Regions from separate parts of the Mus musculus genome. Here regions 2 and 3 are each linked to region 1. A link is a loop called in an ENCODE intact Hi-C map of the cell type or tissue named here. Cell type or tissue: left cerebral cortex. All regions are shown on one strand. Each heading gives the region's core, and the rest is flanking DNA. Links, peaks and the distances in the headings are about the cores only. Region 1 has its middle 24 kb from the start of Prss54. Region 2 holds the start of Setd6 (SET domain containing 6). Region 3 holds the start of Csnk2a2 (casein kinase 2, alpha prime polypeptide).

Region 1 (10,106 bases), core at 1,468-9,467:
TAATTGGGGTTGCCTTACAGGTTCAGAGGTTCAGTCCATTATCATCAAGGCAGGATGCATGGCAGCATCCAGGCAGGCATGGTGCCGGAAGAACTGAGAGTTCTACATCTTGTTCCAAAGGCAAACAGGAGACGACTGGCTTCCAGGCAGCTAGGAGGAGAGGGTCGCCAAGCCTATCTCCACAGTGACACACTTCCTCCAATAAGGCTACACCTGCTCCAAAAGGCCACACCTCCTAGTCGTGCCACTCCCTGAGCCAAGCATATTAAAACCACCACACATACAATTTTTATGCTAAATATCCAAGGGCCAGCTGCTCAAAAACAGGGATCTGGGGATGCTGCAGATTATAAACATAACAAGAGCACACTTGCTGTGTACCCATCACCACTATCCATACACGCTTATTACCATTAGAAATAAATTTGAACAAAATATATAATTTTTTTAAAAAAGTTCAGACGCCCAAACAGGATGCATTTTAAAATGACTTCAAAAATTAAAAGCATTGTGTGCCAATTCCTCCCTCTTCGGAGCCTGTTCATCTCTCCATGACCACCATCCCAGAGATGGCCAAGGCCAGATAAGTCTTACCTGGAGAAATGAACAGCCATGCTTGGAAGGCTGGATGTATGGGAGTGAGAACAGTAAGCGACCCAAAAAGGAGACTGGACTCCAAAGGGATGGTGCAGAGGAACCTCAGAGGAGTTCCAGGCTGGAGAGATGGCTCTCGGTTTAAGAGCACTGGTTGCTCTTTTAGAGGATCGGAGTTCCATTCACAACACCTACGTGGAAGCTCACACATCTGCTTGTAACTCCTGTTCCAACAGCATCATACACATAAACACGCAGGTAAAGTACCAACATACATAAAAATATAAACAAACCAGCAAACATATCGAAAGAGATTTCCGGTTGGGTGGAGATGGGGTGGGGGAGGGGTGGGGCTGAAAAGGGGAGATTTGACTCTGCTATGAATCTACCTATCCAGCCTTCCATTCATGCCAAGCTGAATCAAGTAACAAATGCTGACGGAACGCCCACTCCCGACAAGGAAAAGCTTTCGGAATTCAAAAGTTGATAAGAAAGCATCCCTCTCCCTCAGAGAGTTTGCGATGTAATAAAGGAATCGGATGGGCATACAAGGAATGAGAATTCGAGGCACATTGAGAAGCAAGAAAGAATTGAAACACACAAATGCTGGCACTTGGCTGAACGTGTGAATCTTGGGTACGGAATCCAGAGAACCCAGAGATGATTTTCTTTTCCCCAAATATACACAACACAACGATCTGTTTTTAGATTGAAGTTGGAGTTTCAGATCAGTGGAGGAAAGAAGGATAGATTTTTGTTTTGTTTTGTTTGAAACAGGGTCTCACTTTATAGCCCTGGCAGACCTGGAACTCCTAAACTTCTCCTTGCCTCTGTCTCCCAAGTGTGCCAATGCCTGGGAAATGGCAGATTTTTAAAAAAATTATAAATATTTATTCATTTGCTTTATATATGAGTACATTGCTGCTCTCTTCAGACACCAGAAGAGGGCACCAGATCCCATGACAGATGTGGTTGCTGGGATTTGAACTCAGGACCTCTAGAAGAGCAGTCACTGCTCTTAACCACTGAGCCATCTCTCTAGCTCAAAATGGTGTAGCCCTGGCTGTCCAGGAACTCACTCTGTAGACCAGGTTGGCTTCAAACTCAGAAATCTGCCTGCCTCTGCCTCCTGAGTTCTGGGTTTAAAGGCGTGCACCACCACTGCCCAGCACGGCAGACTCTTAAAAATTAAATATTTTATTTTAAAAGGTCGATTTTAAAAAATACATTTATTTCTAATTTTGTATGTGGGGGAGGGGTATGTGCCCGTGAGTGCAGGTGCCCACAGCGGCCTGAAGCACGAGATCCTCCTGGAGCTGTAGTTACAGGTGACTGTGCACCACCAGAAGTGGGCACTGGGAATCCAACTTGGACCTTTTGCAAGACCATAAAGCACTCTTAGCCACTGAGCCACCTCTCTCACCTCAGATTTTAATAAATATGGAGAAATTACTGTGTTGAATTCAAAGTTTATTTTTTTATTCATTATTATTTTTTGTTTTGTTTTTTGAGACAGGGTTTCTTTGTGTGGCCTGGCTGCCCCTGTGTAGACCAGGCTAGGCTCAAACTCACTGAGATCCGCCTGCCTCCTCTGCCTCCCGAGTGCTGGGATTAAAGGTATGTGCTACCACTGCCTGGCCAATTTTATTTATTTATTTTACTTTTTAAAACAGGGACTCAGTTTGCTAGCTCAAGATAGCCCTGAATTTAAAAATCTTCCTTGGGCTGGAGAGATGGCTTAGCATTTAGGAGCACTGATGGCTCTTCCAGAGGTCCTGAGTTTAATTCTAACAACCACATGGTGGCTCACAACCATCTGTAATGGAATCTGATGCCCTCTTCTGGCATGTCTGAAGATAGCTACAGTGTACTCAAATATATAAAATAAATATATATTTTTTTTAAATTAATGGCCAAAGAGATCGAGGTACAAAATTAAAAAACAAATCTTTCTGCCTCAGCCTCTTCTTGTGTACCAGGGCTATCGTGAAATGCCACCACACCTGACTTAAATTAATTTCTCTTTTCCCCCAAAGTATATGAATACAGTAAAGAAAAATAAGAACTCCAAGAGTTTGGGAGGTTCCCTAAAGGAGGAATACCTTAATTTACTTTAGACTCAATTATATTCCAAATGCATCAAATATTTAAATATAATGAAACCATTAAAATGTTTGAGATATGCAGTAAAACGATGCTCCTTACTGATTTTGTCTTGGTGGGGACCTCCGCCAGGGCCTCATGCTTACAGCTCATCCTCGCCATCGCCATCAGCCACACCCGCAGCCACTTAAAGGAGGCTTTTCAAATATTGAAGTGCAGAAGAATTTTTTTTCTGAGCTACACAAGGAACTTTAAAGATAAAAGTTGGATAAATGTTACCAGATAATGATTAAAATATATTGCCCAAGCAAACCAAAATCAGTACCTTATGATATAAATCACAAATTAGGACAAATAACACGCCATCTTTTCTTCTTGAAAAATTGAGGTGAAAAACTGTGTTGTCACTGAACTGAGAATCCTCCCATCTTAGCTCTCGAAGTATCTGGGATTACAGATGTGTATGTACCACCAACATCAGCTTGCAGTTCAACTTCTTGTCACCGACGGTGGGCGGCGTTGCTGCCATGCCGCGGTCGCCGGTTGCCATGTGTGCGCATGCGTATGAGTGCAGGCTCAGCCATGCTACAGCATGTCTGAAGACGTCAAAGGACAACTAAGCTGGCTTTTGCGGTGTGGGATGCAGTGGCCAAAACTCCACATTAAAACCCATACCAGCTGCTCTTGGCCCCAGCCGTGCCGCCACAGGTGAGGCAGGAGTCAGTCCCTCTGCTTCTGGAAAAGGAGAGTTAACCCATCTCAGCTCTATCTATATTTCAGGCTCCCAAATGCTCCCTGGTATTTGCTTTACTAGGTAGCACAGGGCTAGAATGGAGTCACTTTGAGAAAGGTAAGAAAACAAGAGAAAGCACCCCCAAGAAGCCACGGGGTTGTCCACATGCCAGTCAGGTGGAGATTAAAGTCTTCGTGTGTGTGTGTGTGTGTGTGTGTGTGTGTGTGTGTAATCTAAGTAGTCAAATGTGTATTGTTCTCAGGAGACAGACTCATCCTCTCCAGATGTTTTCTCTTGTCTCCTCCTGCCCCACGAGTCATGGCTTTCCAATATACGCAATGACAACTGTTTTTCACCGTGCGGAAGGAAAAAATATAAATAAACTGTCACCTGTGGAAAGGGCTGTGTGCTGGCTAGTCTTCTGTCTGAAAGCTTGCCATTACAGTTGTCTGCTATGAAACTTGAACGTCTTTGAACTTCATTGAGAATACTAGCTTACAAATGTTAACTTAGGAGTACACACTTCAGTGAAGCAAAGCTTAATTAAATGCCACGTCTGCCAAGGGCTTTCTCTTCACCGACTTAATTTGTTTCTCTAGATATTTGGCATCTAATGTCTTGCTGCCTTTCTGGGACACCAGGGTGTCTAATTTTTAGAGGGTTGGTGCGTGTAGCAACAGAGAATTCTACAAAATGAAATCTTACCTTTGAGCCCAATACAAAAGCAGACGCTGGGCCTGGAAAAGGGTCCCACACAGGCTTGCTCAGTCTGCAAGAGGTTGTGAGGGAAGCCACATGCAGCAGGAAGGCCCCAGCTAGGAGAAATCATGTTCTAGGCTCTGCCGTCCAGGGATGGTCACGGCCGCACAGATGTTTTCTCCCTAGGTCAGTCTGATCTGATAATTATTTTCACAGGGGAGGCTGCCACAGCCTTACTAGAAAGGAGGCAAATGGAAACCATCTGACACCAGGGAAGAGAAGAAAAAACATTGAGAAATCAGCCAGTGAACAAAAGCTCTCCTTCTGTTTCTTTTTCACTGTTAAAAACGGGGACCAGATGCTTTGAGCATCTCTCTCTAATCTAATCTATATAATCTATCTATCTATCTATCTATCTATCTATCTATCTATCTATCTATCTATCTATCTATCTATCTATCTATCTATCTAAATAGCGGCTTCTTTGCTATGGATGAAGGTAGAAGCTAGGCTGCCCCTTGGAGAAGACTTGGAATGTTGTGGGCAACATCGCCTCCTACCGTCCAAAATGATCATTGCAGCAAACTCCAGCGCAGTCTCTAAAGCAGAGACCCCCAGTGAACTGAAGGAATGGCTAAGCTGCAGAACCGAGGACTCCGTGAAAGAGCAGGTGACAACGTGCTTCTCCCATCTTCGTTGTTTGTCCAGAGTTTTTGTAACAACTTGAGTAGGATTTGCAGCGTGAACAGGACTCTTCGCTTACAACGTTATTTACTCTTTACCGCTGACAGATGGACAGCTTCTTAATCACCGAGCTTCGCACTGGAACACCGGAGACGTGGACTGAACAGAAGCCAGATGCCCAGACTCGCACCCAACATCTGACTCCCCTGAGTCACAAATCACAGCCAAAATCTTGGGGTTCTATAATGGGTTTATTGTTTGTTTGTTTTGAGACATAGTCTCACTACATTCTCTGGCTGTCCTGGAACTCTCTATGTAGATGAGGCTGGCTCCGAACTCACTAAAATAATCTCCTCAGTGTTGGGATTAAAGGCCTGTGCCACCACACTCAGGTGAGTGCAATTTTCTTGAATCTTTGTTTTTGTTTTTTTGTTTTTTTGTTTTTTAGTTTTTTGGTTTTTTTGGTTTTTTGGTTTTGTTTTTGTGTGACCAAGTACTCCAAAGCAGACCACATCCCTCACTTGGGAGTACCATGATGTTTAGAACAACCAGGACAAACAGCCAACCAGTCAACTCTAGAATCAGCTGAATTTCTTGGGTGCTACTGTCTTTAGCTCCTGTCAGGCCCAGGAGAAGCTATGCTCTAACCCGCCCAAGGGAGTAAGACTGCAGGAGAGATTCAGCTGCCTCCAGAGCAGTTCCTTCTGAGACAGGCTATGTAGCCTAGTGCTTCAAAATGAGCTATTTTAGGGGGTTGGAAAAGCTGGAGTTTCCTCTTCTTTCCTAGTCTGTAAATCAGGAAAAATGAGGAGATGGGCTAGTCTCATGACAATATTTTATACCTCACAGAGATACCCAGATATGTCTGTTAAAATTCAACCACACGGGCTGGTGAGATGGCTCAGTGGGTAAGAGCACCCGACTGCTCTTCCGAAGGTCCGAAGTTCAAATCCCAGCAACCACATGGTGGCTCACAACCATCCGTAACGAGATCTGACGCCCTCTTCTGGAGTGTCTGAGGACAGCTACAGTGTACTTACATATAATAAATAAATAAATAAATCTTTAAAAAAAAAAAAAAAAAATTCAACCACACATTCATAGTTATAGCCAAATTGTTTCTTTTACTTTTTTTTTTTTTTTTGCTTTTAAAGATGTGTTTGGTTTTTTTCTTTTTTTCTTTTTTGTTTTTTTAGATTTTATTTATTTATTTTATATATGTGGTGAGTACATTGTAACTGTCTTCAGACACACCAGAAGAGGGCATCGGATCTCATTACAGATGGTTGTGAGCCACCATATGGTTGCTGGGAATTGAACTCAGGACCTCTGGAAGAGCAGTCAGTGCTCTTAACCTCTGAGCCATCTCTCCAGCCCCCGTGTTTGTTTGTTTATGTGAGTACACTGTCACTCTCTTCAGACACACAAGAAGAGGACATGGGATCCTATTACTGACGGTTGTGAGCCACCATGTGGTTGCTGGGAATTGAACTCAGGACCTCTGGAAGAGCGAGTCAGTGCTCTTAAGTGGCGAGCCATCTCTCCAGCCCCCAAATCATTTCTTACTCCACAGGTTTTGTTGAATTATACCTTGATTTTTGAAAATAAAATGGCCAATCTTGTTTTAGTTAAATTAGCTTATCTTGGATTGGAATTACAGTTTGTTGTGAGCCGCCATGTGGGTGCTGAGAATCGAACCTGGGTCCTCTGGAAGAGCAACCATTACTTTTAATCACCGAATCATCTCTCCGGCCCCCAAGCTTGGGGGTTAAATTTTATGATGGTAAAATGTTCACAACATAAAACAGACCATTCCAGCCACTTTAAGGTGTGTTAAGTGCATCCAGCGACCATCAGCACTATTTAGTGTATACTTGTCCATCACCCTGGACCTATCGGGGACTCTTCTCCATCTCCATGTCTGCACCCACTTATGTGGAATATCCAGGCAGATGTGCAGACAGGGTCAGGGAGGCGGCTTGCAGGAGTTGCCAGAGAGCTTGGAGTTGAGGAAAGCTTGGGAAGTAATTGCTAATAGGTATCTCTCTCTCTCTCTCTCTCTCTCTCTCTCTCTCTCTCTCTCTCTCTCTCTCTCGTTTGTAAGCTCAGCCTGGCTTTGAACTTAGGTACCCATCCTGCCTCAGCCTCCTGAGTGCTGGGAACTCAGGTGTGAACCACTACCCTCAGCTATGATCGCCTTATTTTGTAAAGTGACCTCCAAATCCATCCAAATCCATCCACTACCACATTGGCAGTGGATGGCCAGAAGTTTTTCTTTTTAAAAACTTGAAGGGTGGTCCACCGTAGGCATACCCATGGATCCACTGATGGACACTTAGAACATTCTCCACTCACCCTTAAAGATATGCCCATCCTTCCTAAAAGACATCTCAGGACATGGAATATACAGGAATTATGTTCTCCTTAGCTTCTTTTTTTCTTTCCTCCTTCAATCCTTTGTTTGTTTTATTTGGTTGGTTGGTGGGTTTTTGTTTTTTGTCTTTTGTTTTTGAAACAAGGTCTCTCACTGTGGCTCTGGATGCCAGGAACTGGATATGTAGATCTGGCTGGCCTCAAACTCACAGAGAGCCATGTCTCCTGGCCTGTTCTCTTTCATAGCTGTATTCCTTTTTTCTATCTGGTCGTAAAAGACTGCTGTAAGTGGATAAAAAAGCCGCCCGCCTCTGTTGTGTTACCATGGCCTTCTCTCTGTTACTCCCTCCAGTGCTTTAATATCTGTGCACACATAGCCAGATGGGAAGGTTGACTCTCATGCTTCACCCGAGGCCCCAAATAGGTATAAGCAACCCTGCAGATGCCAAGAGCCCCACCTCCTGAAGCTGAGGGCTAAAAATAAATGACCTCCTATATGAGACATCGTGATAGGCCGTCATGAGATGGCTTTCAAGCATAGCTCTGCTGTTACTATCTTCAAGTGGTAGTAACCCTTACATGACCTTCACAAGACAGGGCCTGTTGATAGACCCTCTTAGGAGGTGGTGGGAGGGGTCAGTCCTCAGATGTTTGAGATTCCAGCCCCTCCCTCCCTCCTGTGTTCCCCTCCCCCACACCCTGTTACTGTTCCCTAGCTATAGGTATTTCTGTCTCGGCTGTTATGTGGTCTTGGGAGGGACTTGTTACACAGAGGGAAGAAACCATCTGCAGTTTCCTGGAGACCATTACCCATGCTGGGGTGGGTCTTCTTGGTCATCCTATGAGTCATGTTCCTTAAGTACCCTGCACCCGTGGAGATGGAAGCAGGCTCAGTAAACTCCATTGGCTCAGTGAACTGCTCTTACGGAGTGTACATTTGCTCTTTGGTCTGTTTTGGGGGCCTTATCTGGGGTGGAGAGGCATTTGCTCACATCCCTCCAGGGCAAGTCATACAACAGAGAGAGAAAGCAATGGCTGATCTGAGGGTTGGGGCGTAGCTCAGACGATGAGCATGCGCTTAGCAGGCACAAAGCCCCGGGTTAGCAATACATGCAATTAAAGTGTAAAATAACTGTTAGTGGATTGTCTCTGTAAAACGATACAGTTTTGAAAAATAATGACCTGAAATAAAATTCAGAGCAGATGACTAAGAACATAAAACTATATGCTTAAGTAGAATGTTATAACATACATGTATACATAAATGAATATATGAGTAGTAAAGAACCTAGCTAGGATGGCAGGTACTTCTTTTTTGACATTTGTCTGGATTTCAGTAATTTTCTTTTTTCTTTTCTTCTTTCTCCCTTTCTTCTTTCTTTCTTTTCCGTTTTCTTTTTTTTTCTTTTTCTTTTTCAAAACATGGTTTCTCTATGTAGCAGTAGCTGTCCTGAAACCCACTCTGTAGATCAAGTTGGCTTCAAATTCAGATCTGTCTGCCTCTGCCTCTGCCTCCAGAGTGCTGGGGCTACAGGCATGTGCCATCACCATCCGCATGAAATTTCCTTTTTCTTTTCATGTGTATTCATACAGATGAATGCTTGTATCATGTGTGTAGATACAGGTGTGTGTGTGGTGTGTGTGTGTGTGTGTGTGTGTGTGTGTGTGTGTGTGTGTGTGTGTGCATGTGTGCATATGGAGGCCGGAGGACAACCTCTGGTGTCATCCTCTGGAATACAGCTCAACTCCTTTGAGATAGCTGCTCATTGGCTGGAACTCACCCATTAGGCTAGACTGAATGGGTAGCGGGCCCCAGTCCACACACCCATGGCTCCAGGCCCAGCATTTTTATGTGGGTTATGAAGATCCAGCTAAAATCCTCATCTTGCAAGGCAAGCATTTTACCCCAGCTGAGCCACCCCCCACCCTAGCCTGAATTTTAGAAAATTTCTAATTGAAAAAAGGACACATTGTGTGTGTGTGTGTGTGTGTGTGTGTGTGTGTGTATACTGGGAGATGGCTCAGTGGGTAAAAGTGCTTGCTGAAGAAGCTTGATGACCTGAATTGGATCCCCAGAGCCCAAGTAAACCGCCAAATGTGGGGCCAGAGAGATGACTTCACTGTTAAAAGCACCTGCTCCTAAATGTGAGGAGCTGAATTCCATGCCTGGGACACACTTTGTAGGAGAGAACTGCACGGTGTCCTCTAACTTCCTCGTGCATACGCCATACCCCCGCCCTGTCCCCCCACGTGCACGCGCGCGCGCGCATGCACATGAGCAAGTGTTGCTCACAAGCGCAGCAGCAGCAGCAGCAGCAGCAGCAGCAGCAGCAGCAGCAGCAGCAACAGCAGCAGCAGCAGAAACATGAGAGACCCTGCCTAACAGGGTGGAAGAACTCCAGAGGACCGACACATCATGGTGTGTGTGTGTGTGTGTGGTGTGTACAAAAGTAAAGTAATAAATTAAAAATAATATTCCAAACTCAATGCCATTATTACGCTTTACTGTCTTTGCTCTGATTTGCAAACAACACGGGAATGGAAGGCGGGTGGGGATAGCTCCCTTAGCAAAAAGGCTTAACAGCAGCTCTGACTGATTGTGTTCCCTGGAAAGGGTCAGATTTCCTCAAAGAACATGTAGCTTGCTGCTTGGTTCTCATGTATTTGTAGCTGTGCGGAGACTAATGCAGTCGTCCTGGATCTATGGTTAATCAGGGCTCAGAATGTCCGTTGCCATAGACACAGAGGATTCGGCTGATGTGACCGCGGCCGTTCGCTTCCAGGGCTGGTTAAAAGTGACTTTCTGCTGTTGTTGTTTTGCTTGTTTTGTTTTTCCAAGACAAGGTTTCTCTGTGTAGCCCTGGTTGTCCTGGAACTCTGCTCTATAGACCCAGCTGGCCTCGAACTCAGGGATCCGCCT
Region 2 (10,106 bases), core at 1,314-9,313, 120 kb before region 1:
TTTGGTTCTCAGGGGTCTGCCCCACCAACTGCTGGGGTTGATCTCCTGTCTATGTGGGCAAGTTCCAAAGTTTAAATGCATTTTTTTTTTGACTCTTGGCCAAAATTTAGAAGATGCTGTGAATATCATTTTGAACTTGTGTAAATATATGAAAGAGAAAACTTTTGTCTGAAACTTCTTGGGTTTGTGTAAAGTGTGTACGTATGTAAACTACCTTGTAACAGGCAGTTGATGGCATGCTCTTGTCTCAAGCATAGCAGCATGTCTTCCGACATCCATGACATTCCAAAGATTAGCAAATACTGAATTCATGCAATTTTTTTTTAAAACGTAGCTAAGGAAGCTTACAAAGCCACATAAGTTATAAGTGTAGACTAGATAGACCAGGGGGTTCTGCTTGCCTCTGGAAAGGTAGTTGACCTGCTTTGGTGGTCCTAAGGGAGAACATACCCAAAGAGGAACATCTCTGGCCTGCGATTCTGCTTCACCTTGTTTAGGCTGTACAGCCTAGTTAAACAACAAAAGTCAAAAAGACTACTACAGCTGCTGCTTTTTATAAGGATCAGGATCGTAAATGTTCCGTGAACAGCTAGGCCCGTGTTATATTTTGTAGCCTTTGTAGTTTCTGGGCCTTAATCAGCTTTCATGTATGTGTGAAGACGGTAAACATTAAAGTCATGACATGCATATGAGTCCACTGTGCCTTTCTCAGTAGCAGCAGCAGCCAGTGCTGGTTGTAAACGTGGACAACCCAGCCAACTGGGAAATGTCACTTTAAAAAAAAAGATGTATTGATTTTATATATGTGAGTACACTGATGCTGTCTTCAGACGCACCAGAAGAGGGCATCAGCTCCCACTACAGATGGTTGTGAGCCACCATGTGGTTTCTGGGAATTGAACTCAGGACCTCTGGAAGAGCAGTCAGTGCTCTTTACCACTGAGCCATCTCTCCAGCCCAATAGTCACTTCTTAATGACCAGATTTTCCTGTTACTACTTGATTCTTTGGGAGTCCTGCTATTGCATAGTCCAGGCTAGCATCCCTTGCCTCACTGGGACATTACAACCATCCCCAGTAAGGACATTTTGTGTACCATTTCTGTGTCGACTGGAGGAAGCTGTTAGAGCAAGAAAATCTGTGTGGTTAAACTATATTTAAAAACTTGTGTGGGGGTTTTGTCTTGGTATGAGTATTTGGAAGAATTCCACTTCTAATTAATTTGTCCTTGAGAGGTGAGTTGTGATAAGACTGATGGTCCAGTAAGATGTCATACTTCACGGGAATGTGCTAAAGAAAGTTTGAACTTCTCAAAGTTGAACTCAGCCCATGTTTATTAAGTTCTAAAAAAATCTGATGGCATTAGTAAAAATAGCATGCTCCTAAATCTGCTGACATCAATCCAAACGTGCCGACATGTAAGTTTACTTTTTAGCTATTTTTCCTTTGATTCTAACTGCCAAATAGCAAAAGTCCCAAATTTCCCTCCTCTCCAAGCAACAGAACATGACCTTAAAAGGTTCTCAGGAAGCCTGCTTAATTTGTGAGTTCCAACACCCGATGTAAGATCATCTTCTGACCATAGCGGACCTGTAAGGCTTGTTGTTCGCGCCAGCTCAGCGTGGCATAGGCCTCCTTATTACTGAGTAAGTCCTGGTCTGTTTTTAAGTCTGTGGTGTAGGTCTGTAGGGTCAACAGAACACTGTTTCGAAGAAGCCGTTTCCATGATTCTTGGAGCTTGGGGATATCTGTGATTGCCAAACTGTCGTCTTCTGTCTCCTCCTCTCCCCATCCAGCCCGCTCTTTATAGTCTCTGAACTCCTCAGCAGGCATGCACAGTACCTACAAGAAATATGGGCCCTTTAGTTGCAATGTGCTACTGTGAGTTTCAAGACAACCATACCACTGTAGAAAGTTAGGTCCCTCCCCTTTCTTTGGTTTTATTCTAAATACCAGCAACCCATACCCTGTCAGTCCTGTACCTTCAGTGTGGTGGCTAGCTCCTCTTCAGTCAGCACCTCCTCACAACCTATCACAAAGGCTCCCTCTTCCCCTACCATCTCCTGTTTGCACAGGAAATCCCAGCGTTCACACACGAGCAGCTTTTCAGTTTCATCCTTTGTTCCTATAAAGTAATGGACGGAGAGAGCCGACATCAACCCCAGCAAGACAAGTGCAGTCAAGAGGTATACAGAACCTGGGATGGGCAGACGCACCCTGCAGTGCAGCATCTCGGACTGTCACCATCTGAATGTCAGCCGTGTCGTCTGTGTTGTTAGGATAGGGCTCAGCAAAACCATACATATGAATCAGTTGCCAGTTAGCCATTTGCCCATATGTGTTGAAGATTTCATGACCTTCAAGAATGGGCTGAGTAGCCACCATCCGGAGATAATCCTGGGTTAAAAGGATAAAGCTGGGACCACACCATAGCCCCCACCAGACCACTTCTCTCTTGGAAGAGCCTACTGAATGTGCGCTGAGGACACAGACCATTTGTCTACTGTTCAGTCCTGTATACTGAGGGGGTGAAACCAACTTTAGAGGTCAATTTAGTATATTAGGTGTATCTGCCTAGTTACCTACACAAGCTTTAAGAAAACCAAGCCTAGGCCTGGTGATAAACACTCAGTGCTCAGGAGACAAAACTCTTGAGTCTTGGGCTAGCTATATATATATATATATATATATATATACACATACACATACATACATACATACATACATACATACATACACACACATACATACACACCTGTCTCAAAAACAGAACAAGTTAATCCTCATGTCAAAATAGCAACGGAGGTAAAGAATAAGTGAAAGTCACATCTGCTTACACTGGAGAGCAAAGTTTGACATGTATAGACGAAAACTGGAAGCTATGGGCCTGGAACCTTGGATCCTGCCTCAGCCTCCTAAGATTACAGGTGTTAAGACGCTGCCAATATTTACATTACATAGACGTCTGTCTGCTCAAGTTTTCCTACAGAATCAACACTAAAGTGGGGCCTTTCTTACTATGCCTCTGGCCCATAAACATCCCACCTCCTAATAGCACTGAACTGCTGTTAATGCTCTCCACAGGGCCTGAGGTGACTTGGCAGAGCAGGCAGCTATTCTGGTGGACTTAGGGTGTGTCCACACCATCTCAGTTGATATCAAAAGTACACCGGAGAGTAGCTAGTCTCACCGCATTTTCACGATTAGTAGGAAACTGGAGCCCAGTGATTTGATTTGTAATGCACACCACCTGACCAGGGATAGGGGTCCACTCACTGCCGAGTACTCTAGATTGGCATTATGATTGGCTATGTGGTTTAGTATGTCTGCAGCAGGCACCATCAAGGGTGAGTTGGGCTCCTTTTCATCATCATCTTCCTCCAGCGGTTCTTGAAAGCTGCCGCAGAGAGAACTCAGCTAAGGCCCAGTCTCGGGTGAGGGACCTGGAGTTCACTGTTCTTTCCCACCTTCCCTCTCAAAGATGAGGGTCTGCTCCTCTAGGCTTTAATCACTGACCTATAAGCCATCACGAGGGCCACGAGCTGCTGATAGAGTTCCAGGGAGCGAACAGAGGGGCTGAAGAGATCCGAGTGAGCCTCCATGAAGGGCAGGACGATGGAATAGTATTCGCTACGGATGTTCACCAAATCCTTCTCCACGGCTTCGGGGACACCTGTACCCTTTAGGAGTCGCAACCGCTCTTCCTCCGGCCTGCAAGGACAGCCCACCCGGAGCCCTTCGCAGCCTTCTCATGCAGCAGGTGCCCAGTCCCAGAGCAAAGAAACTGCAACAGGTTCTTCCCGGCCCTTCCCTCGGCTCTCACCAAAACATGGGATGCTCCAAACGCCCCAGCTCTGGCCAGAGCGCGAAGTAAGGGCTCCAGGGTGATGCTGGGGCCTGGAGCTCGTGGAGCAGCGCCAGCAGCAGCGGCACCCACCCAGACAGGCTCTGCAGCGCGCCTCGCTCTAGGGAAGACACCAGGTGAACGTCCAAGCGCCACTCCCTTGCCAGCCTCCGAGCTGGTCCCCCTGCCCCTTCCTTACCCACCTCGCTCCAGCAGGCCGCTGATGGAACAGGTGTGGGGGGACAGAAGCGCGGACCGCGGCACTGCGAAAAGGAGCTCCCCGGCCCGCACGCTCTCCCGCGCCACCATGCCATAGCCGGCCACCGTGCCCTGCCGGCTCACCGTCACCTTAGGACTCAGCTCCAGCCCCACTCGCCTGCACCAGCGCAGGAAGCCGGCCACCGCGTCGCCCTCGGGCTCGCCGCCGCTGGACCCCGCAGGGAGCGGCAGGGGCGCGCGGGCAGCTCTCGGGGAGGGACAGGGCGCGACGAGGGGCGACCCGCCACTTACCCGCGCGCGCTTGGCGGGGGCCGCCATGCTGCGAGCAGCCGGGTCCTCACTGCGCTTCCGGGGCGGAGCTGGGCGTTTCTACTAAACCGCTCCGGTTTAGGAATCGCGCGTGCGCGTGCGCACCGGCCTCCACCCTAGTTCTGGCCGTGTCCCGGAGAGCGGCGTGCAGGGACAAAACAGTTTCTTCCTCTGTGGAGGCTGGGCTAGTATGCCGTAGTGACCGACTGATGGTTAGTGATTAACCATCATTTCACTGACTGATTGATTAGTCCGTTTACACCTGGGTTTGAAGTGGCCTTAAGGGTTTCCACATTACACACACACATACGCACGAGACAGACAGACAGACGAGAGACAGAGACAGAGAGGAGAGAGAAGAGAAAAGAGAGAGAAGAGAGAGACAGAGAGAGAAGACAGAGAGAGACAGAGAGAGACGCTGGAAGTAATATAAGGTGAATGAATGATAGCACAAACGGTAACATGGAGAATTCAGTAGTTTAGTTTCAGTACCTGGAAGGTTGAGGGGGGTTTGTGGTTTACTGGGAGTTTCTGGCAAGCCAGACAACAGAGTGACACCATGTCCCAAAACAACTAAAACCAAGCAAATAGTGTTGTGCCCTTGCTTTGAAGCGGTCTTTCTTGCTGGCTAAACTTTCTGCTCAGCTGTGAAATAGAGTTAGTATCAGGACTGGTAAAATTATATCTCAGTCAGAGTATATAGCCGCTTGGTAGAACCTTGACCATCATGTATAAACACCCTGGTTCAATCTCTTATCACCCTAAGAGGAAAAAAAAAATTAAGCAGGGTGGCCTACATAATTCTAACACCCATGACGCTGAAGTAGGATTGCTGAGTATTCAAGACCAGCCTGGGCTACAGAAAGATTGCTCAACCCTCCCCCAACCAAATGTGTCTAACAGGCACTATCCTCCAACTATCAGCGCCCTGGGGCAGCCAGGCAGCCTAAACAGTTGAGCCTTCCCTGTGATAGGAAACACGACACACGTAGACTTAATTTCTTTATTAGTTTTTCTGCACAGTTAACTTTCTATATCAAGGATTTTTGTTTTGCATTTTGTAATCTCAAAGTCTCTTTATCAGCCACCAAACAGAATACACAAAATTAGGCTCTTAACTTTGTACAGAGAGGAAAATAATGAACTCCATTAAAAGTTCATCTTGACCAAAGAGAAGACAACTACCAATGGGAAACCACATACAGGAAGGAGGACCTGATATACATACATATATATATATATATAATGTATAGGTATTTATAGATATCTTAAGAACACAGCAAAAAGATGTCCAATACTTGGAGTGCTATCTACAGTAAGGGATTAGTTCTACCACCTCTAAACAGTCACATTCAGTATTCACGGAAGCACGTGAGTGAACTGAACCGGGGATAGGAAACACTCCACTGGACTCCAGAGCAGTCTAGAAATGGCTTACAGTTACAGAAAGGGGCGGCATGTGCCACAGATAAATGGATGTGGGTGTCCTCTTGCCTCAGAACACCCATACAATACCACATACATCATCCCCACTCCCCATATACACACTTAGTGCTTTCTCTCCTCTCTGGGGATGAGAGCAGATGAAACCAATGGCCAGGCTGTGAGCGCCTACTTGGTGAGATGGCGGGCATAGTTGTGGGCTGTAGGAGGCATGGAACCTTTGTTTGAGGATGGCCCATTTCCCACCCAAGGGCCAGGCAATCTCCAGCCCCTCCAGCAAGCAGAGGTCATTGTATCTTCCCATCTGTGTCTTTCTAACAAGCTCACTTCTCAAGTATTGTCTGTGACACACTGGCCCAAGTTGACCAGGGCACTGTGACAAATACTTGGTGAAATCTGGGACAAGAGGGACCTACAGTACCTGCCAGCTTCCAAAGGGATGGGTAATCATGAAGTTCTCAGGGGCTACACACAGCATACACAGCAATCAACATTTTAACCTCTGCCAACAGGGACAAGAGACCAGGTGACCTTTGCCTCAGGGTGGGACAAGGCCCTGTGGTGGCAGGGTATGGGGGTTCCTGCCCCCATGTCAGGGTTCTCCATATTCTTCAGCCTGGCTGGCCTTACACCACCTGTCCTGCCCAGAGAGCACCAGGAAAATGGCTGTCTGTCTAGAGCGCCCTCTTGTGGCTACCATCCTCATGACTGTCACTTCTACTATTAGAATAGGTGTGCTTGATGCAAGGGTTACAGGAAAGGGACACTCTTAAGGTCCAAGGCTGCCCACTGGTCTGACTCCCACTCACATCAGAGCTTTAGCTCACTACCCACCATCTTCAAACCTCACATCTGCCAGATCCAGGGGCTGGGCTGGGCTTTCTTCAGTACTGTATCTAACTATCCTGGCCACGCCCCAGCTGGGCAGAGGGGAGGGGCCACACTGAGTGAGACAGGAGTGTGTAAGGCGAGCCCCTCACACCATCTAAGACTGTTGTGCTGTGCTGTCCCAAGGTGGATCCCCTCATTTCTTTTTAAATAAAAGAGAAGTAACCCCATTTCCTCCCCTTCACTCTCACAAAAATAAAACTAAAGGGAAGATGAGCCGGTGCAGAGATGGCAGTGGGACCTGGGGGCAGGTAAGCGGGCATCATGGGCAGGACGAGGGCTTCAGCAGGACACCTCCATGGTGTGGTTGACCTGGCCCATCCCCTCACTGCTGTCTGAGTGGGCGCAGGGCTGAGGGCGGCTGCCGTCCACGGAACTGGCGCTGGTGAGGGACGCGGTACGTGAGCGTGCGAGGCGGGTCATGCTGGCTGAGGGCACTATGGACAAGAACAGAGGGTCCTGAGGACAGGCAAGGTGGGTACCGGCCGGTGGGAAAAAAAAAACAACACAAGCAAAGCGGCCAGTGACACCCAGTCTTGCCACACGCAGAGGATTCTGGCACTGGCTATACCAGGCCAAGGCATGCAGGACCAGTCAGCAACGGTGAGCAGGCCAGGCTAATGGGCTACAGCCAGCAGGTGCCTAGGTCCCAGCAGCTACCCAGAGCTATGTATGGTCAGAGCAGGGCAGGTGCTTATAGGCACCCTGACCTGGGATAGAGAGACGCTCTGTGGCCAACTAGACCTGCATCCAAAAAGTGACAGGGGTGGGGTAGCGTGGGTGGAGGGGGGGCAGGATTGCTTCTGTGAAGGCAATCAGCCACAGACTGCCTGAATCTTGCTTCTACTACTGTAGGTAAGGCCAGTCCACCTAGAGGCTGGGCAGGGGGCAGACAATGTCTGCAAGGCAAACCTAGCACTGTTGTGTTTGCAGGCTCTGCTTCTAACTCCCAAAGCTCTGGAAGCCCCACAGCCCACGGCAACCTAGAAACAAGACGGCTGCTCTGAGACCAGCCAGTGTGTCAGGTCCCACACGGGACGGAGCCCTCAGCAGACCAGGGTCTGTGGAAGAGCAGGGATCCTCCGGGGCTTTGAGCTGAGCATAACACAAGAAGGTTCCACACCACAGCAAGACATAGTGCAGCTGCAGCACTGCAGAGGAGCGGGGCGGGTTAGGGCGGGGCAGGGAGGGGCGGGGTGTCCATGCATCAGCAGACAGGCCATGGGCTATAGGCCATAGGCCATGGACTACCTGCTCCTCCACTCAGCCTTCGGTCCTTCAAGTGTGCAACTGAGAGAGAAGACAGCCAGAGAGGGCAAGGGTGGGGGAGACACAGAACACGGTGAAGAGTGGACCAGGCCCAGGGCACCGAGATGGGCCGAGATGGGACAGACAGACCAGAGAGGGCTAGCCTGGGGAAGCCCGCTGCTGCAACCCATCCAAACAGCAGCAAGGAAGCTGTCTGGGAATTCTCACTCTCCCTCTTCTGCAGCCCAGGCTGTGTGGCTCAGGCCCACGGAGGCCACGTCCTAGGCTAGTGCCCTTACCCCTCACTCTTCCAGACTGAGGAGGCCTGCACAACCTCCCAAAGCCCCTCTGACTCCTGGGATGCCTGGCGTAGTTCCCTTGAAGCCCAAGGACAAGGACACAACCGTTTCCTGGCTTCACAGATGTCTACCAAGCTCCAAGAGCTCATGGGGCCTAGCATGGCGTTCTGGTTGGTCCTCCCTGCCTACGTGTACCTCTCTTTGCTCTACCTCTCCCTGAAAGGCTGGCAGGGTGGAAGGATATCCTAGTTGCTGTCCTGAGGAGGTGCAAGCCCCAGAGGCTAAAGTATTTAGTAGGGGGTGGGAGGGCACCAAAGTGAGGGAGAGCAGTTTGCATCCTGGGAGTTGTATGTTGGAAAGAGGGAAACCGGAGGTCCAGGAGGCATACAGGAGCCATTGGAATCGTGGGGGAGGGGGGTGGGGTGCATAGGCTGAGTCTCATCACTGTTACCTGGGGGATGTTCCAGGAAGGATGGGGACCGAAAGCTGGTTTAGTCCTTGTTCCTGGAGGAGCCTCAGGCTCCCTTCCGGATGTGCAAATACTCAGATGGTCCCCCTTCCCTTCTCTGGTCCCAGACTCCATGGGCTTGAGTGCTAACCTTCTACTGTGACAAAGGGCCTTTGAAGTGCCATAGGGTGTGGGTGACTCATCTGAAACAAGCTTCCCTAACAGGCCCCAGCCTAGGTACTGGACCCTCAAGGGCTGGAGGAGGAGTCCGTTCCCAAACAGGCCCCCCACACTGGGCTCAGAATAGTGCCTAAGGCTCCACCCAGGCAGAGAAGCTGGCTGGGCCTGGGACACACACCTTACGGGTGTTTGCAGAGGCTGGGGTCCAGGTGACAAAGAATGCACTCACCCAGACTCCTCAGTACATGGGTAATGTGTTCCTAGCCCTTGCCCGGGGTGGGGGAGGTGTACTTACTGTAGCCCATGCCTTGCAGGAAGTACTTGAAGGCCTCAGTCAGCTTCCCTGGCTGCAATCAGATGGACAGAAGAGGCTTTGACTGACTCCCTGAACTAGTGGGGAGGGTGGGGAGCCCGACCCCCCCACCCCCCACCCCCACTAATAGACACAAAAGCAGGCCCAAGAGTCTTACTTGTGTCACCTGAGGAAGACCACCAGAATCTGCCATCTGAAAGGACCAGAGCAGGGTGAGCCGAGCAGCCCCTTCCCAACACCTCAACAGACACCCGCTCCTGATGCCACCTGCTCCTGATGCCACCCGCTCCTGATGCCACCTGCTCCTGATGCCACCCGCTCCTAATGCCACCCGCTCCAACAGACCCCTCCCTGCAGCCGAGTATAGGGTGGGGAGGAGGGGGAGGGGGAGGGGGAGGGGGGGAGGGTGTCTGACCTTCAGGAAGGTCGTAGTGGTTGGGTCCAGTTTGGAGTTACACTCAACCTGGGAACAAGGAGCCAGCTGCAGCAATACCCCCACTCCACTGCTTAGGCAGGTTCTGTGCCCAGAGCAGGGAGGGAAGTACAGGCCCTAGGGCTCCCCCCCCCCCAGGCTTTTTCCTGCTAGGGCTTCCTGAGTCCCTGGAGGCCCATTGGTCTGAGGGCCCTGGAACTGTAGTCACAGCTGCAAGTAGGACAGGAGTTTAACCCAGAAAGCCAGGGTCACTCTAGCAGGATGGACCAAAAGATCCAGACAGTGGGGTCCAGGGATGCCAAGGGACAGGAGGCAACACCAGGGGCCCAGCCTGGATCAAGATGGCTAGTGTAGCCTACATCTGCTCTCACAGCCTTCCTTTTCTGAGCACCCCTGGGCTCAGAGGCCCCTACCCTGAGGTTTTCTGCTGTCGGGTCTCCAATGGGAGTGGTGACATGCACTGCCCCAAAGCGAGCGCCTGGG
Region 3 (10,106 bases), core at 1,099-9,098, 110 kb after region 1:
TTGAGCTCCTCAGCCTCAGCCTCGAGACTATGGAGAATTACAGGTAGGGAGCTCACATCCAACTCTTTTTTTTTTTTTTTTTCGAGACAGGGTTTCTCTGTGTAGCCCTGGCTGTCCTGGAACTCACTCTGTAGACCAAGCTGGCCTCAAACTCAGAAATCCACCTGCCTCTGTCTCCCAAGTGCTGGGATTAAAGGTGTGCATCACCATTGGCTATCATATCCAACTCTTAAGGGAGGTTTGGGTTTTTGTTTTGTTTTCTTTTCTTTTTTCTTTGCTTTTGTTTTTGTTTTAAGAAGAAACAATGTGAGGTAAAAAAAAAAAAAGACCTGTGAAACCTCTCAAATGTTTTGAAAATAGACCTTATCAAGACAGTAAATGGGGGCTCTAGATTTGAACCCCAACCCCAGGAAAAAACTTGTCAGAAAATGTTCTAAGATCTTCATAATGATTTTTATTTTGTTCGGTAAATTGGAGTCTAGAAGAGATGTCGGCGAGGAAGCACTGGATGATCTGATTCGAGGCATCTCCTTGCATCCTCTTTTCTATAATTTTGATCACATTCACTTGTATATGGCACACACAGTGAAGAAAAATCAGTACTGGGCTCTCCCTGCCCTTCCACCTACTTATGCAGAACTACCTGCTCGGTCTTTCACAAACCCAAGCCAGATTCCTTCAGCTGGACTGCCAGGGTACCACCTCATGTTAACCGTAGCCAGGCTGGCCATATAAAGAAAAGAAAAGAAAAGGGGGGGGGGGGGACTAAAGAAAAGCAGTGGGACCTTGCCAATACTGTGGGACACCCATCATCCTACTTTGCAACAAGCCATAAAAAAAACGCCTTCCACTTGGCTGTGGGAGGGCTGGCTATAGGTTTCAGGGCTGAGCCAATAGAGTATCAGCCAAATCCGGAGTATGTTGCGCCAGAGCCATGTGTGGGAGAATCCCCAAGCAGCCACAGGTGTGGGATCAGGTTATGAGACATGGGTGTGGGCAACGTGGTGAAGGATGAGAGGCAAGAACAGGGAGTGTGGGTGGGGCCAGAGGTGGGCCAGGGTGGAGGAGGCAAAGAATGGGGCTCTGCCAGGGCTTGGACACAGTTCTCAGATCAATGGCAGTGGCTTAGAATCCTCTCCAGGCCATAGTCTCCTTTGAGAACCTGACACATGCAGAGGAAAAAGAGCATACATGCTCAAACTAGCTACAATTTCTGCACAGTGTCAGGAGCTTTCTAGAGCTAAGAAAGTCTATCTAAGATTTAGGATTGTGACTTGCTGGTCTAGACAAGTTAATAGAACATTTTGAGGGGGGAAAAAGAAAACAAAAAAAATAAAACTTGGAGCAACCTTAAGATCTTAAGGGTGTGTTAAAAAGGAGATTGAGAGGGGGTGCCGTGTTTGGAATCAAGGTCAAAGTCCATGTGTTCGCTAAATGCTTTATTTCATTCAAATTTTAAAATGTATTTTATGTGCATTGGTGTTTTGGCTACGTGCGTGTCCCCGGAACTGGCATTGACAGACAGTTGTGAGCTGCAATTCGGGTGCTAGGAATTGAACCTGGGTCCTCTGGAAGAGCAGCCATTGATCTTAACCCCTGAGCTATATCTCTTTCCAGCCCACAGTTCTTGTTTTATTGAAGGTGTTAGAGTTTGCACAAAGTTGCAAATTTGTGGGCTTTTTCTTTTATGACAAGGTCTTGCTATGAAACCCAGGTGGACTTCAAACTCATGACTCTCCTACCTTTGCGCCTCCAGGGTCCTGGCGTTACGGTGCCTGAGTCAGTACTTGCGGATATTTGGCTTATGTCATTAATTGTCAGCCAGTGGTTCCTTCTTTCCATGGATGGTCATGTCCTTGGGAACCCATGGGTTTTTGTTATTTGTTGGTTTTCTACAGAGCCACTTGAGAATACATTGTGGAGATTAAAACAGTTCATCCTTCAACACTTGAAAATTTTAAAACCAAAGGGCTTTTCTTGTTTAACCCCAATATAAAGCTCATGTGCTTCAAGTTAGCATTAAAACAGTGGTATTTTCCAGGCAGTGGTGGCGCACGCCTTTGATCCCCAGCACTTGGGAGGCAGAGGCAGGTGAATTTCTGAGTTCGGGGCCAGCCTGGTCTACAGAGTGAGTTCCAGGATGGCCAGGGCTACACAGAGAAACCCTGTCTGGGAAAAACAAAAACATTGGTAATATATAATATACACCCCATATTAAAATTACCCCAGAGATAAGTGTATTCCTCTCTCTCTCTCTCTCTCTCTCTCTCACACACACACACACACACACACACACATACACACACAGTTCCTGCTTTTGCTTTTTTGTTGTCTTTTGTTTTTGAAATAGAGTCTACATAACCCACACTGGCCTGAAGCACATTACAGAATCTAGGCTATGCTGCTGCCTTAGCCTCCCAACTGCTAGGCTAACAGTCATGGACTACCCCACCTGGCCTGACCCATTTATTTATTTTGGATATTCTTTGCTGCTTTTGAATGATAAGGGCAGTAGAAATAGTGTGTCTGTCTCTCTAGGCTTCTGAATGGTTTGTTTTATTTTTTATTTTGGACAGGTCTCACTCCATAGTCCAGATAGACAGGCATCAAACTCATGCTGATCTGCCTGTCTTAACCTCCCAAGTACCAGGGTTACCAAAATGCACTACCACACCTGACTGCATCCCCCCACAAAAAAGTAAACAAACAAAACAAGATCTTACTATGTAGCTCAGGCTGGCCTTGAACCCACAGTCTACTCCTCAGGTAGGATTACAGTGTGCAGCCTCAGGGGTCGCTCTCAGTCTCCTTTACTCTAGAGCAGCACCTCAAGTTTTGTTTTGGCTGTGACACTGTTATTTTTTAGCAGTGTGAACTAGATTTTTTTGCTGAACTGTCCCTCAGTTTGGCCGTGTCTGGTTGGATGCAGGTTGAGCTTTTTTGACAGCAATGTGATGAGTGGTGTGTCCTTTCTCTGTGCGTCACACAGAAAGTCAGCTGGTCCATGCATAATATGACCTTCAGGGTCCCCTTTGTAACCAGCATGGTAACCGTGGGCCAAGAGCACTGTGTTGACTGAAGGCCTCCTGCCCGGCAGACACTGAGTGACCTGGTGGTGATCACCCAGCCCTAGTCATGCCTTCACATTGTTTTCACAGGGAGGGGACAGATGGCAAACCAGGAGAGGACTCATGCCAAGCTGTAGTTTTACGAAGGGCATGGAGGAGTCGCTGAGAGAAGTATCAACTTCAGAGAAAGTGGCCTCTAAGGTGAGATTTGAAAAAGAAAGCCAGTCATTTGTGGGGTGGCAGCGGTACCCCGTGGCCAAGCTCAGAGAGAAGAAGAAACTGAAAGACGGGCATGCGCTATTCTCAGGGAAGGAAAGGTGTAGAGTTTAACAACAGCGGGAACATGTAGTGTTTTAATATGGAGCAGTCCTTAGTCTCTGTACAGCTCTGTGAAGTCGGTGCTGGGTTGATGCTACAAAATCTGTAGCACGGAGACGTTGAGTCATTGGTTCAAATCTGCATTCCTTGCAAACTATGGAACCGGGACTTGAACCTCGATAGTTCGGTATGTGAAGAAAGAGGAAACGTGGCCTCATCTAGAAAACAGTGTGTGGGGGGGAGGGAGAGGGGGAGTTTAGAGTCAGAGCAACCTGGGCTGGAAGAAGAGATCCTTGTTGTTAAAGAATATGAACAGGAAAACAAGATAGCCGGGGACCCCAGGACATCAATGAGAGAGAAGACTGTTCAAGAAGTCCTCACTCCCCAGCTCTCCCTCCTCCCAAACAAACAAACAAACAAAATGGATATTTACATTCTCAAAGTATGATCCACAAATTACAGGTTCAATACAAAGGGGGAAAAACCCAGTTAACTTTATGGGGAAACTATCTGGTGGGCTCTGGTTTAAGCAAGTGGCCCAAAGGATGGCTCAGTGGGCTCTCAGGGAGGAATCTGGATGGGGAATTGGGAGGCGAGGGTAGCTTTAGGACTAGTTTGGTTTTCCTCTTGAAGGAAGGGATCTGTGGATGGCAGGGTGGGGTCCAGAGTGGGAAGAGGAGTGAGGAAGGGGGACAGTTTGAGGGGAGGGTTCTTGGGTTTCAAAGAAAGTCAGCTCAGGGCCAATATGGGAGGTCGTGGTGGGTGGACACGAGGTGACTGGACAGTGGAACTATGCTAAGCGCGGCGGCAGTCAAAGGTAGAGACTTCTGGGGGGTGGCCTGCAGTTGGGCAGGCAGCCGGCCACATTGCTTGGAGGGTGGCGAGCTCGCTGAGGGGGCGGGCGCCGGCCATAGTCCCCCCGCACTGTAGGGGGCGCTGTGGGCCGGGGCGGGCCGGGGCTGGGCGGCGGCCGCTCCTGGCGAGTGCGGCCCCTTTTCCGGGTTTCCTCCGCCTCCTCCTCCTCCCTCTTCGCCGCCGCCGCCGCTGCCGCTGCCCCTCTCCCGACCGGTGGCTGCCGCTGCCGCCACCACCGCCTCTGGGGGGCCGCGAGCCGAGCGGAGGCCTCCGCGGAGCACGAACCCCGCCGTCCCTCCGGCAGCCGAAGGCCCCGGGCCGGCTCGGCCGGCGCCTTCCGCGCCCCCCGGCCCGAGCGTCCGTCCGTCCGCCCGCCCCCGCGGGCCCGGCCTGGCGCGGACGCCCGCCGCCGCCGCCGCGCTCCTCCTCTTGCTTGGGCAGCCCGCGGCCCGCCGCTTCCCGTGCCTGCCGCCCCGCGCCCCGCGCCGCGCCGCCGCCGCCCTCGGCGCCCCGCGGCGCCCCCCGGTCCCGCCCGCCATGCCCGGCCCGGCCGCGGGCAGTCGGGCCCGGGTCTACGCCGAGGTGAACAGCCTGAGGAGCCGCGAGTACTGGGACTACGAAGCCCACGTCCCGAGCTGGGGGTAAAGCCGCCGCCGGCCGCCCCACGCGCGAACCGCACCCGCCGGCCGCTCGGCCTCGGGGCTGGCAGGGAGGCCCGGCCCCGGCCGCACGTGTCCCCGGCCTCTCCTGTCCGCCCTGCCTCGGTCCCCGGCTCAGCCGCCGGTGGGGAGAAGCGTGGGGTCGGGGGTGGGGGCGGCCCTTCCTCCTCAGACTTTGGGCTTCCTATGGGTTGGGAAGTCCATGGCTGTCCTCTTGAGCTGTTGAAATCTCTACCTCTTTACTTTCTGAAATGAGGCTGGGTGGGAGGGTCATTTTGAAGAGGGGCAGATTGTCTAGAGCGGGCAGTGCCCCCTGGAAGGTGTGAAATGGGAGGCAGGTGCCGTGGAGCCACGGGCAGGGCACCCCAGTACCACCAGGGGGGATGCTTCCCTTAGTCCCCTTAATGGCTCCTGAGGCCTTGTAGCTGCCCATTCCTCTTCTTGTTAAGAGTCAGTTAGGTTAGGAGCTCTGCAGAGTGAAGGGAGCCAAGCTTCTGTGTGGCTCTCATTTAAGAGAATGAGTTGCTGTGTGATGGTAGGAATACTTCCGAATGCTTGATTAGTTGGAGATGGCGGATGGATGTGTGGTGGACAGAGGCTTGCTTAATCCCAAATCCTGGCATTTATGTATATCTCTTGCCTTTCACAGTAATCAAGATGATTACCAACTGGTTCGAAAACTTGGTCGGGGCAAGTATAGTGAAGTATTTGAGGCCATTAACATCACCAACAATGAGAGGGTGGTTGTAAAAATTCTCAAGGTGAGTGGCCAACGGTGGCATGTAACCTTTCCCCCCACAGGGCAAAAGAACCAGCTATCCCAGAATAAGCATCTCCTACAGGACTCCTACCATGCTTTTCCTTGTGAACTTTTGAGAAAATGTGCGGGCTGGTCTTAATTCTGAGTTTGGTAGGTCAGGAACATTTAAAGTGTGAATTCTGAACTTCTCAAACAAAGCTTGTGAGGGGGGACTGTATCTGATATGGAATAAAGAGGTATTCGCAAGAGAGGAAGGAGTTTGCATGGAGAATCTGTCAACTGTAGGGATTCTAAATCTGTACTCGTTACTCTCTGCTCCCAGTTACTCCAGAAAAAGTCCGGAAAACCCAAAACAAAACAAAACTGGAGTCTGCTCAGAGATAAGTTTAAAGCCAAAAATTCAGGACAATTCCCTCAGTTGATATTTTCATTTCATGTAGCAGTAAAGTTTCAGGTGGGCTGGATATAGCAAGCCAGCCGCTAAGAGATCTGGGGCAACAGAAGAGTACATTCTAGCCCCTGAAATAATAACTGGAACAAAACTTGTCTCTGTGGCAAGACTAGCCCTCTCGCTTTGATAATGATAGGGCTTTTGTTATCACTCAAATGAAGACATGATCTTAATGAGCATGAAGAGTCAGCCAAGTTTCTGTACAGGTGATTGAAGATTCAATAGTGCTTTGTAGGTTGTTCGAGAGGGTGGTTCGTAGGACCTGAGCGGTTCTTCATGGTTGTCAAGTCATTTAAATGCATATGCTTGTCACCTTAGGATCTGGGCAGTTTTTCATGTTGTCAGATCACTTAACATGTATGTGTGTCACTAGTGAAAGAGCACTGGAGAGTGGTAGTGTTTCACCAGATTTTCACAGTGCCCAGTGAACAAAAATGCAGGATTGAAAAGCTTGTGCCTTAGGGCAGTTCTTATTTAATTGTGTAGATTTTAGCGTTGTGTGAATCACCTTTCAAAAAAAATGGCTGCTGCTAATGCTCCTTACCATCCTGGCCTAGTGATGAAGGAGCAGAGTTGCTGCAGAGATGGGTGATGCTATTGCTGCTGCCCAAGACACTGGGGTGAGAAGGAAGGAATGATGGCAGATAGGGAGCTTGGCCCCGCTAAGTATGAGTTGTACATTGGAGGTCTGTAGTTATGGGAGGGGTGTGTTTTAAGCAGAGAAATGTTTCCTTCAGGGAACTTGCTGGAGGAAACCATGCAATTTCATTACTTACATAAACCTGTTTTGAATAGAAGTTACTTCAGACATTTTCATTTTAAGGATAAGCAAAAACAAGCATAGTTGGGAATATCCATGTTCTGTTGCTGCACATTTGGAGGATTGAATTTGCCAAGTCTAAAGCAATTTCAGGGAAATGTCTAAATGTCTGTGCAGTAGCATTTTGGGACTAAGTGCTGTTTGCTGTGGAGTGTTTGGAAGGGAACAGTGCTCAGGTGTGTGTAAGCCCCAGTGTGTTTAAGGAAACATAGGGTTAGTAGTTTCCCATGGTTCTTGTGAGGAACTTCAGAGATGAGTTGCTTGATAGTTTTTCCTCTGCTCTAAAGATCCAATGCATATATTTACCACATCCAGTACGGAAGCGGCTTTAAATTATTTTTACAGATAGCAGACCTAGGCACAAAGAAATGTACCTGACATCATTGTTCTGTTGAAATGGACCTTCACCAGAGCTCTTCCTTCCTACTTCTTCATTCCTCTGAGTGTTCATTTCAGCCTGGGCTGTAGGATCTTAGCACTGAGCACAGGTTCAAGTTCAAGCATGAGATTTGGGAGACCCGCTCGATGCTCTAGTTCCTGACGTGTTTGGTTTTTCTCAGAGGGCAGTCTGAACCACCTCATACTCCTTTGTCAAACCACTGTGTAGGCATTTCTGTGTAGCTTTTCTTTATATTTGAAGGGTAGAGTAAGAAATCACTAATATTGTGGTTTTGCTTTTATAATGGATTGGAAGTATTTTTCAAAAAGAACAGAGGCTATACCAAAATTATGCTTATTACTCAAATAAGTTGAAGTTACGACTAATACCTACTATTGTGATATTTTCTCAGAGAAAATTAAGCCCTTAGCAGTGCCAGCTGCTCGGTTTAGGGCAGTCTGGGAAAGGTTTGCTTTTCATAGAATCTCACAGGAAAGACTAGGTGGGCACGTGGTGACTGAGACACAGGGCGCAGGCACTCAGTGACACTTCATATCAGTCTTTGTCATTTTGTCACAGTTGGGTGCGTAGTGATGGAGGGCTTTTATTTCATTTAACTTGCATGTAAGATTTCTAAGTATTTCATTTGTCAAGGTAAGTTGAGGCTATTAGAGGACTTTACAAATTTAAAAAGCTGCTAGTGAAAGGTCTGTGGGTTTTTTTGTTTTGTTTTATTTTTTTCTAAAACAGGGTTTCTCTGTATAGCCCTGGCTGTCCTGGAACTCACTCTGTAGACCAGGTTGGCCTTGAACTCAGCAATCCACCTGCCTCTGCCCCTCAGGTGCTGGGATTAAAGGCGTGCACCACCACGCCTGGCTTAAATGTAATAACTCTTAACAGTTTCTTTAATGTGTCTGTGTGAAAAAGTGAGCATGTGTGCAGGTCTGAGGTTAGACCTTAAAACTTTGTAGTGAATAGAGAAGCCATGTCTTTTATTTTTGGGGAGTGGTGTCAGAAATTGTGTTAACAAGAAAGGAAAATGATTTTTTTTAAAAAAGGGTTTATTTATGCAACAAGGTAGAAGGCTACTTCTTGTCCTGAGTTTCATCTTGACTGTAAGCTGTCAGTTCTTGAAGGTGTGCCCAGAAGTAAAATTAAAGCATTGGTGAACACGGCTTGTGTGCATTCATTCCAGCCCTTCCTGGGGTCCTTGAGAGCTTTTAGTTAAACTGCTGTTTCCTCCGTGCATGTCAAGAGCAATCCTCCAAAGTGCTTTGACCCAGTGCTGCAGCGGCTTGGAAATTCTCATGTAAGGCTGCTGTTAACAGCATTATTTTATATTATAGACAGCTTGGCTGACTGTCACTTTCCCCTCTCAAAATTCTTGACGAAGGGAATGGTGGTGTTAAAATTTGTCTTAAACATATCTTACATATTTGTAGTTCTTTTTGTTTTTTGCATTGGTAGGACTAGGGTGGCTGCTCACTGGTAGAGCACTAGCTAGCAAGCTTGAGGTCCTGGAGCTAGTCCTTACCCTTCCCCCACCTTAACACAGCAAACAGAATAAGATTGTAGGTTCTTAAAAGGAAGATTGGCATTGATTACAGCTCTTTATTAGTGATTTAGTTCTTGGCTGATGGCCTTTGTCATATCCAAATGATTGTGTCTTTCTAAGATCAAATGTTCCCTCCTCTGGGCCCTCTCTGTCTGAGGGAAGGTTATTCTTTTACCCATCATTTAAGCAAAGGTACCAAGACATCTTCATAAAGAGACATGTTAATAAAAGCTTCGCTTTTTTGTAAATTCTAGTTTTAGCAAATGTTTCATAGTAAATGAGTAGTTACTAAGAGTATTGGAGTATTGGTAATATAAATTGTTAGAAATTGTATGTAAATTGGCCGGAGTTATTTGTAACGTTGACATTATAGGGACATACGTAGAGGGTTGAGCAGAATCACAGAATGTACTTGCTTAGAATCCATTAGAAGCATATCAGACCGATTTCTGTAGGAAGGATCACAGTGAGTGCAGGCACTGTGAATTAGGAATCTGTGTGTCACAGGAAATGGGGACATTAGCTGGTTGACTTGTTGGTAATTCTGAGTTGTCATGGAAGAGAGAAGGGCACTCACTGGAAGTGAACGGGAACTGTCTGTGTTTGGAGTTACTCTTCTAAAGGGGATGGCTTGGAAGTCGGGCTTGAAGCAGACTGAACTTGAGTGAGTTCTGTCTTCGTTCCCACAGATGCATGCTTGCTGATTTGTCTGCTCTCAGGCCTTGGTGGTGATTTTATTGCGTTCAGTTTTTACTTTTTAAAATCTCTTTCTTGCTTACTTTGGAGGTCAGGGGAGACACGCGGTTCATGTGTGGAGTCAGAGGATGACTTGCAGGGCTTGTTTCTTTCCTTCCATACTGTGGTCCCAGGATTGAATGCAGGTCACTACAGCCTGGGCTTTTACCTGCTGAGACATCTTGTTGATCACGCACCAGTTTCCTTAGAACGGTGGTTCTCAGCCTTCCTAGTGCTGTGACCCTTTAATATAGTTAGTTCCTCGTGCTATTGTAACCTCCAGCCATAAAATTATTTTATTGCTACCTTATAATTTTGATACTGTTATGAAGCATAATGTAAATATATCTGTGTTTTCTGATGGGTTAGGTGACCCCTGTGAAAGGGTCATTTGACTCCCAGGTTGAGGACCACTGCTTTAGTCCTTTTGACCTATACAGTTTCTCCAAGTCTCACAGCAGTTACTCACCAGATTTTGGGCTGTATAGCTTAATCCCTTTACTACA

Evidence for each region. Hi-C counts contacts between places; a loop is a spot of excess contacts. Peaks named below come from ENCODE experiments on the same cell type or tissue, not always from the same donor. Only the 100,000 strongest peaks of a DNase experiment are listed, where the experiment ranks them.
Region 2: a loop joins it to region 1, with 5 times the contacts of the local background. A loop is called at or near these places in 3 of 42 quality-filtered maps.
Region 3: it touches region 1 in a loop (2.6-fold over the local background); 3 of 42 quality-filtered maps call a loop at or near these places.

Annotation. Positions count from the first base shown.
Region 1 is chr8:95,594,665-95,604,770 of GRCm38, reverse strand. It overlaps the pseudogene Gm31518. Among named protein-coding and RNA genes, the nearest start is that of Prss54, 24 kb to the right of the region's middle. In left cerebral cortex, for the core only: CTCF peaks have their summits at 1,517 (motif pointing right), 2,431 (motif pointing left) and 4,700; DNase peaks (open chromatin) are centred at 2,355, 3,289 and 4,701.
Region 2 is chr8:95,710,211-95,720,316 of GRCm38, reverse strand. Ndrg4 (N-myc downstream regulated gene 4) reads right to left here. Exons shown (of 17, transcript NM_001372423.1): 13 at 9,606-9,653; 14 at 9,348-9,383; 15 at 9,173-9,224; 16 at 7,954-7,992; 17 at 5,361-7,139. The coding sequence ends at 6,985. It overlaps Setd6 (SET domain containing 6), which reads right to left and starts at 4,404. Exons shown (of 7, transcript NM_001035123.4): 1 at 4,047-4,404; 2 at 3,823-3,964; 3 at 3,516-3,710; 4 at 3,276-3,396; 5 at 2,216-2,396; 6 at 1,982-2,124; 7 at 1,310-1,841. The coding sequence starts at 4,380. The coding sequence ends at 1,536. It overlaps Cnot1 (CCR4-NOT transcription complex, subunit 1), which reads left to right. Exons shown (of 49, transcript NM_001372353.1): 49 at 1-1,386. In left cerebral cortex, for the core only: a CTCF peak has its summit at 6,497 (motif pointing left); DNase peaks (open chromatin) are centred at 5,844, 6,580, 7,212, 9,070 and 7 more places; H3K4me3 peaks cover 2,035 bases; H3K27ac peaks cover 1,659 bases.
Region 3 is chr8:95,483,120-95,493,225 of GRCm38, reverse strand. It overlaps Csnk2a2 (casein kinase 2, alpha prime polypeptide), which reads left to right and starts at 4,406. Exons shown (of 12, transcript NM_009974.3): 1 at 4,406-4,882; 2 at 5,550-5,661. The coding sequence starts at 4,779. In left cerebral cortex, for the core only: a CTCF peak has its summit at 4,293 (motif pointing right); a DNase peak (open chromatin) is centred at 4,327; H3K4me3 peaks cover 1,714 bases; H3K27ac peaks cover 1,347 bases.